Regions from separate parts of the Homo sapiens genome. Here region 2 is linked to region 1. A link is a contact called in ENCODE Hi-C or POLR2A ChIA-PET data. All regions are on one chromosome and are shown on one strand. The core of a region is the stretch at or near the end of the contact, and the rest is flanking DNA. Distances in the headings are between cores, read along the strand shown. Region 1 holds the start of RFWD3 (ring finger and WD repeat domain 3). Region 2 overlaps PLCG2 (phospholipase C gamma 2).

Region 1 (3,988 bases), core at 1,363-3,862:
AATGTTTCTAGGGTACAACGACAGTCTCCCAAGAATTGTGTGTCAGAACATAAGGCCCAAGCTACTTCTAGATGTACTCAAGAGACATTAAGCAACTCAGCCTTCAGGAAGACAAAGGGGAGAAATGGACTAAAAAGAGCAGAATCTAGGGGGCCGCACTGTCTACTCCCATATGGTTATTTAAATTAAATAAAAATCAAATTCGGCCAGGAGCTGTGGCCCACGCCTATAATCCCAGCACTTTGGGAGACTGAGGCAGGTAGCTGGAGACCAGGAGTTGGAGACCAGCCTGGGCAACACGGCAAAACCCCGTCTCTACAAAAAATACAAAAAAATTAGCCAGCCGTGATGGTGTGCACCTGTGGTCCTAGCTACTTGGGAGGCTGAGGCAGGAGAACCCCTTGAACCCGGAGAGTGGAGGTTACATTGAGCCGAGATCACGCCACTGCACTCCAGACCGGGAGAGAGAGTAAGACTCCGTCTAAAAAAAGAAAAAAGAAAGAAATAAAATAAGTTCCTTTGTCGTGCAGGTCACATTTCAACTGCTAGAAACACACATAGGGCGGGTGACTCCCATACTGGACAGCAGAAATACAGAACACTTTTCTCGTCGCACAAAGTTCTATGGAACGGTGCAGTTCTGGAGCTGAAGCTTCCTAACCACTGTAGGCCAGTCGGAGGTGCCTAGAACGAGAGACCATGGGCTGGGCACCCCAAACCTTGAGGATGTCACACAAACGCTGTTTTTTATGTGTGCTGTGAGCGGTGCTTAAAATGTCAACCTCAGACTTGTCATCTTTGTTACTCAGGTTTCAATCAATGGCCACAACAGGCAGGACGAAAGCCCCTCAATTAAAGGTTGAGAAGAGGTGGGCGGGGGAAGTGTTCAAATCTTTGCTCTGGCCGGTGCAGAGGGTCACGCCTGTGATCCCTGGACACTGAAATGCCCAGGCGGATGGATCACTTACGCTCTGGTGTTCCAGACCAGCTTGGGCAACACAGTGAAATTCCCATCTCTACCAAAAAAGAAAAATAGAACAGGTCAGGCGCGGTGGCTCACACCTGTAATCCCAGCACTTTGGGAAGCCGAGGGCAGACCACTTGAGGTCGGAGTCCCAGAATGGCCAATATGGTGAAACCCCGTCTCCACTAAAAATACAAAAACTACCCGGGTGTGGTGGCGCATGCCTGTAATCCCAGCTACTTGGGAGGCTGAGGCAGGAGAATCGCTTGAACCCGGGAGGCAGAGGTTGCAGTGAGCCGAGATCGCACCACTGCACTCCAGCAGGGGCAACAAAGCGAGACTCTATCTCAAAAAAAGAAAGAAAAAAGAAAAATAAAACAATGAGCCGGGCGTGGTGGCGCGCACCTGTGGTCCCAGCTATTGCGGGAAGCCGAGGTGGGAGGATCCCTGGGGCCCGGGAGTTCGAGACTGCAGTGAGCTCTTCCAGCCTGGGTGCAACAGGGAGACTTTTCTTTCTTTCTTTCTTTCTTTTTTTGAGATGGAGTTTCACTCTTGTTGCCCAGGCTGGAGTGCAATGGCGTGATCTCAGCTCACTGCAACCTCGGCCTCCCGGGTTCAAGCGATTCTCCTGCCTCAGCCTCCCGAGTAGCTGGGAAATGGGGTTTCTCCATGTTGGTCAGGCTGGTCTCGAACTCCTGGCCTCAGGTGATCCGACTGCCTCGGCCTCCCAAAGTGCTGGGATTACAGGCCTGAGCCACCGCTTTTCTCTTTATAACACCTTTTTCTCTTTATAACAGGAAAAAGGGAGGAAGAGAGAGGGAGAGGGAGAGGCGGAGGGGGAAGAGGAGGGAGAGGGAGACGGGAGGGGAAGGGAGAGAGGGAAAGAAGGAAATTAAATCCCTGTTCTTTTACTACATGGGGAAAGAAAGACATAGATAGATTAGATAGACAGATTAGATAGATAGATAGATAGATAGATAGATAGATAGATAGATTGATTAGATACATAGATATTAAATCCCTGTTCTTTTACTACATGGGGAAACTTTGGGCGGGTTTCCTAAACTCGGCTCAACTTGTTCTCCTGTAAAACAGGGATAATACAAGTCTTTACTCCACAGTTTCCGTGATGAAATTAAAAATGAAGTTCTTCCATCAACTTTAAAGTGATGAAGTAATCGGCGCTCAGAGCGGGCGCAGGCAACGCCGCTGAGGAGCCCGAGGCTAGGCTCTCGGGGGAAGGGCCGGGCGACCTCCCACCCCGGCCAGGGCAGGCCCCGCAGCAGCGAACTCGGCTCCTTCAGTGATCGCCCCGAGCTCTCGCCTGCCCAGCCCCCACGCCCAGCAACCCAGATACGCGCGGGGGTTCGGGCTCCTTAGCCCCGACCACTGGCGCCGCCCCGAGGGCCCGAATCCCCTCAGGCCGCCGGGTTCCAAGCCCGCGTGCAGCCCACCTCGTGGGGTGTCTCCTGAATCCCAATCCAGGAATCAGGCGTGGGGAGGTTTATCCCGAAGCTAGAGGCCCAAGGCCTGAGGAGAAGCAACACCCCTCCTCACCTGAAACCAGCAGGCCGCGGCCGGGCTCGCGAGCCCGCCGAAGACTCGGTAGTTACCTCGGCCGCACTCCGAATGCACCTACGCCAACTGCCACTTCCGGAGCCGCTCAAGCTCCCGCCAGAGCCGCCGGCAGGCATGCTCCTATTGGACAGAAGCCCTACGCTGTGGCCAATACCCACTCTTCTTCTTCAATGGGTCCCCCGATAGCTGAAGCAGCGGTGCTCTCATTGGCTGGTAGTTCGTCCTGACGAGGCGGGACCGCGCTTGAGGAAGCCTCCTACAATTGGCAGGAATCTACGTCCGTCACCTTGCACCCGCCCCGGAAAAAATGGGAGGTTTTTTTGTTTTTTTTTTGTTTGGTTTTTTTTTTTTTTTTTAGCGCGTTTTATTTGAACTTTCTGGCGGGAGAAAGTTATATGATTTCTCGGTCCATTTTGGAATGGGGATGATGATATTAAAACTGACTCCTGCTGCTTATCCCTAACGCTTTAGTGAAGGAGTTATCTGTATCCAAAGGATAGCAGCTAATCGAATAATTTCAAAATATTTCAATATTTTGAATTTCGGAGCCTGTAAAGAGGCGTAGGACAGTCCAGTTCATATGTATCCTCTCATGGGGTTGAAGAGCTCACGCAAAATACTTTGCCTACATAATCTCTTCAATCTCAAACCGCTGCAAGGGATCTGAGCTACTGAACAGTCTCAAATCACTTGTTAGGGCCGCCGCTCGCCGCCAGCGCCAAAAGAAAGGGGCCCCCGGAATTCTCCAGCTACGTACGAGGAGCGCGAGCCCACAGCCGTCTCGGCTCCGAGCCCGCCGCCGGCAGGAAAGCCACAAAGAAAACTGATAAACCCAGACAAGATGATAAAGACGATCTAGATGTAACAGAACTCACTAATGAAGATCCTTTGGATCAGCTTGTGAAATACGGAGTGAATTGTGGTCCTATTGTGGGAACAACCAGGAAGCTGTATGAGAAATAGCTTTTGAAACTGAGGGAGCAAGGAACAGAATCAAGATCGTCTCCTTCAGCAACAATTTCTTCTTCAGCAGAAAATACAAGGCAGAATGGAAGTAATGATTCTGACAGATATGGTGAAAATGAAGAAGACTCTAAATTGGGCTCAAGTTTGAGAAGAGAGAACCGCTAAACAGGGGAGTAAAGACTCCAGTAACCCTCAAGCAAAGAAGAGTTGAGCACAAGGAGAGCTATTCTCAAGCTGGAATAACTGGGACTGAATGGACAAGTGGATCTTCAAAAGGCGGACCTCTGCAGGCATTATTAACTAGGGAATCTACAAGAGGGTCAAGAAGAACTCCAAGCAAAAGGGTGCACGCTTCAGAATATTTTCGTATAGATGGAGCAGTAATTTCAGCGAGTACTCCCATAGCTGAAACTATAATTGCTTCAAACAACGAATCCTTAATTGTCAATAGGGTGACTGGAAATTTCAAGCATGCATTTC
Region 2 (4,355 bases), core at 542-3,041, 7.2 Mb after region 1:
TTGGTGATCGGCTGACAGGCAGCCGTTGCCTCTTCTAAGATGGGTGGTTTTCCTTTTGAGGTGGGTCCTGGGGGCTCCTGGCTGCTCAGTGCTGGCCCTACTTGTTGCCTTGTGTGCTGCTCTGAGCCAGGCTTGGTCTTGCTGGGCTGACCAACCCATTTAAGCCTCAGGAAGTGGCCTCTGTAGAAAAAAATGTATAAGCAGCGGGTGGTGAACAGATCAGTGGAGCGCAGAGCCCCAAAATAGATCTTTCTCCGCTAACTTGCCAAGCAACTGGGGGCAGTGGCAAATGCTTTGCATAACTTCCTACCCAAAAGAAAAGGTTTTACTGCAAACAACTTTTGGGGACCCCTCCCCTCTCAAATAATCTCAGACAGATCCAAGATGTTTTTTTTTTTTTCCAGAGCAGCACAAAGAGAGAGCCAGACAGGCCTGGGGTTCCATCCCAGATCCACCATTTGCAGGCTGTGTGATTTTGGGCAAATTCCTTAACTTCGCTGAGCCTTCTCTTTTCCTGTGTTAACTAGGGAAGATGAGACTAGACTCTCCAGTGTGTATGCAAAGCACCCTTACGCTGCAGAGATGCTGCAAATAGGGAGTGTCTTTTTTTTCTTCCTTTTTCAATTTTATCCTCTGTGCTTGCCCTAGAGCTTGTTATCAATTTCTCTTAGCTTTGTCAATTGTGGTGGGGTGTGGGGGATTGAGATTTGGCTTTCCTGGGAAGATGTTCCAAAACTGTCTTTGAAATAATACTCTCCTCCTCTGCAGATCAGTGGACAGGGTGTTGAAGGGTCGGCATAGGTGGTAAGCATGATTGATGGCCCCCAGAGATGTCCATGTCCTGCTCCCCGGAACCTGTGGGTATGTCATGTTACTTGGTAAAGAGGACCTTGCAGATGAAATTAAGTGAAGAAGGTTGAGATGGGAGAGTATTCTGGGTTACCCAGGTGGATCCAGTGTGTTCACAGGGTCCTTTTAAGAAAAAGGCGGGGCTGGGGGCAGTGGCTCATGCCTGTAATCCCAGCACTTTGGGAGGCCGAGGCGGGTGGATCACCTGAGGTCAGCAGTTCGAGACCAGCCTGGCCAATATGGCGAAACCCCGTCTCCACTAAAAGTGCAAAAATTAACTGGGCATGGTGGCGTGTACCTGTAATCCCAGCTACTCAGAAGGCTGAGGCAGGAGAATCGCTTGAACCCGGGAGGTGAAGGTTGTAGTGAGTGAACCGAGTTCATGCCGCTGCACTCCAGCCTGGGAGACAAGAGCGAGACTCCATCTCAAAAAAAAAAAAAAAAAAAAGAAAAAGGCAGGAGATCAGAGTGAGTAGAAGACAATGGCAAGATGATGGCAACAGAGGTTGGAATGATGTGCTTCAAAGGCAGAGGAAGAGGCCACACGGCCACGATTGCAGGCGGCCACTGCAAGGTGAAAATGGCCAGGAAGCAGGTTTTCCCTCGGAGCCTCCAGAAGGAGCCAGTGCTGCCGACACCTTGGTTTTAGCCCAGTGAGACTGGTTTTGACCTAGGAGCTGAAAGCTGATAAATGTGTGTTGCTTTAAGCCACTGAGTTTGCAGTAATTGGTGCAGCAGCCGTAGGGCACTTATAAAGCAGGCGAGGCCTATGTTGGCTGTGGTTTCACAGGAAAGTGGCCTCTTGGATGATGGCGCCTTATGGTCATTTTTATGTTTCTTCCCTTCTGATCTGGATGGATTGTTTTCAGTTCAGCCTAGGGGAGGTCTGGCTTCCCCGGGGCTTTACCTCGAGACTGGATCTCTGCAGTCAGGCCTCTGGTGAGCCCCTGTGGCCGGGGCAGCTGCAGCAGAGAGGCTTCCTCTCTCGACAGAAACGCAGAAGTGAGCTGCTTGCTCGCAGAGGCCAGGCTTCCTGTCTGGCCAGTCCCTGAAATGCTGCTCCCCACCCCTCGCCCCATGAGAGTCCAGGTGAAGATTGAGTGGGGGTAGGGGCTGCACTGTCTGATCTCTGAAGTGAGCCCCTTCCTGTCTAGCTTGGATTTGTGTTGAAGGCTTTAAGATGACTGTTTTCTTGTTTATTTACTTTTAAGAGACAGGATCTGGCTCTGTCGCCCAGGCTGGAGGGCAGTAGTGTGATCATAGCTCACTGTAGCCTCAAACTCCTGGGCTCAAGCGATCTTCCCGCCTCAGTCTCTCAAGTAGCTGAGACTACAGATGTGCACCACCATGCCCAGCTAATTTTTTTTTTTTTTCCCTGTAGAGACAGGGTCTCTCTATGTTGCCCAGGCTGGCCTTGAATTCCTGGCCTCAAGCAATCCCCTGACCTCGGTGTCCCAAAGTGCTGGGATTCCAGGCATGAACCACTGCACCCAGACAATTCTTTTCTTTTCTTTTTTTTCCTTCCTTCTTTTCTTTTCTTTTTTCTTCCTTCTTTTCTTTCCTCCCTTCCTTCCTTTCCTTCCATCCTTTCTTCCTTCCTTCCTCCCTTCCTCCTTTCCCTTTCCCTTTCCTTCCTTCCTTCTTTTCCTTCTTTTTCTGTTTCTTTTTCTTTTTCCTTTCCTTTCCTTTCCTTTCCTTTCCTTTCCTTTCCTTTCCTGTCCTGTCCTGTCCTGTCCTGTCCTGTCCTGTCCTGTCCTGTCCTTTCCTTTCTTTCCCTCCTTCCCTCCCTCCCTCCCTCTCTTTCTCTCTTTCTTTCTTTCATGGAGTTTCACTCTTGTCACCCAGGCTGGAGTGCAATGGCGTGATCTCAGCTCACCGCAACCTCCACCTCCCGGCTTCAAGCAATTCTCCTCCCTCAGCCTCCCAAGTAACTAGGATTATAGGCATGCGTCACCACACCTGGCTAATTTGTGTATTTTTAGTAGAGACAAGGTTTCACCACGTTGGCCAGGCTGGTCTTGAACTCCTGATCTTAAGTAATCCACCCACCTCAACCTCCCAAAGTGCTGGGATTACAAGCGTGAGCCACTGCACATGGCCCCAGCCACTTATTTTCTTGTGATTTGTCAGCAAACAGCCTCTGGGGTTGTGACTGCTGGAAAGCACCTCCAGCTTTTGTGGAGCCAGGTGTGGCTGGCACTTTTCGTTGGGATCATGTTTGGATCTCCCTCAGGCCTTCTCACCATGTTCCTCGTGTGCCACACTGGTGAGATAACGGGGTGTGGGAGAGACTGGGCATTCAGATTCAGCGGTTATAATTAAAGGGCAACACTGAGGCCAGGATGGCTGGGATCCTCTCGTAGCTGCCATGTGACCTCTGGCCTTTTTGTCCTTCCCCATGATGTCACCTTTCATTGGATGGTGACTCCCTGCACATACCCCCAAAGGTGTCCATGTCCTAATCTTTGGAACCTGTGGATATGTTACATTATGTGGCAAAGGAGATTTTTGCATGTGTGATTAAGGGAAAGATCTTGAGATGGGGAGATTCTCCTGCATGACCCAGGTAGGCCCAATGTAATTACAAGGATCTTTAAAAGAGGAAGGTAGGAGGTCACAGTCAGGGAGAGAGAGCAGGATTCTGGCTTTGAAGGTGGAGGAAGGGGCCACAAGCCAAGAAATGCAGGTGGCCTCTAGAGCTGGGAAAGGCAATGGGTGGATTCCCCCTTGGAGCCTCCAGAAGGAACACAGCCCTGCTGACTCCTTGGTCTTAGCCCAGCGAGACCCGTTTTGGAAATCAGACCTGCATAATTGCAAGATGGTAAATTTGTGTTGTTGTAAGCCACTAGGTTTGTGGGGCCATCCTGGCCTCAGTGATGCTTATTTGGGAGTGTGTTTTTTTCCTATTACTGCTCTAATCTTTTAAATTAGATCTGAAGAGATGCTCTAATTTTTTTTTTTTTTTTTTTTTTTGAGACAGAGTCTCACTCTGTCACCCAGGCTGGAGTGCAATGGCATGATCACAGCTCACTGCAACCTCTGTCTCCTGGATTCAAGCCATTCTCTTGCTTCAGCTTCCCAAGTAGCTGGGACTACAGGCATGGCATGCGCCAGCACACCTGGCTAGTTTTTTGTATTTTTAGTAGAGACAGGGTTTCACCATGTTGGCCAGGCTGGTCTCCAACTCCTGACCTCAGGTGTTCCACCTGCCTCGGTCTCCCAAAGTGCTGGGATTATAGGCGTGAGCCACCGCGCCCAGCCCGAGATGCTCTAATCTTTTAGAGCAGTAATAGTAGGTTGGTGCAAATGTAATTGCAGTTTAATTGTAACTTTAATGGCAAAAATTGTGACAACTTTTGCACTCATCTAATAGGAAACACACTCCCACGTAACCATCTCCTGAGATCCCTTTCCTTGACCCATTCGGTAAATATTTACTGAGCCCCTCCACATGCTGGAGACTCTGCTTGTCACCAGATTGACCAAAGCAAGGTCTTGTCCTTCAG

The links. A loop is a pair of places that touch in the nucleus more often than their neighbours do. ChIA-PET counts read pairs that join two places held with the same protein, here RNA polymerase II (POLR2A). Pooled maps may share reads with other maps.
Region 2: a loop to region 1 is called in a pooled map, with 2.4 times the contacts of the local background. The contact joins the enhancer-like site here to the promoter of RFWD3 in region 1. A Hi-C loop is called at or near these places in 1 of 50 pooled maps. POLR2A ChIA-PET finds 5 or more read pairs at or near these places in 2 of 52 experiments (GM10248 and activated B cell).

What each region holds. Positions count from the first base shown.
Region 1 is chr16:74,664,265-74,668,252 of GRCh38, forward strand. RFWD3 (ring finger and WD repeat domain 3) reads right to left here and starts at 2,613. Exons shown (of 13, transcript NM_018124.4): 1 at 2,522-2,613. It also overlaps the pseudogene TMPOP2. RefSeq lists a silencer at 2,143-2,292.
Region 2 is chr16:81,821,485-81,825,839 of GRCh38, forward strand. All of the region lies in intron 2 of PLCG2 (phospholipase C gamma 2), which reads left to right. Among named protein-coding and RNA genes, the nearest start is that of PLCG2, 44 kb to the left of the region's middle. RefSeq lists enhancers at 222-321, 502-691, 702-851, 1,552-1,721, 1,832-2,031. Within about 2 kb of position 1,792, at least 14 of the 41 ENCODE cell types and tissues checked have a DNase peak (open chromatin) inside an H3K27ac peak, as active enhancers do.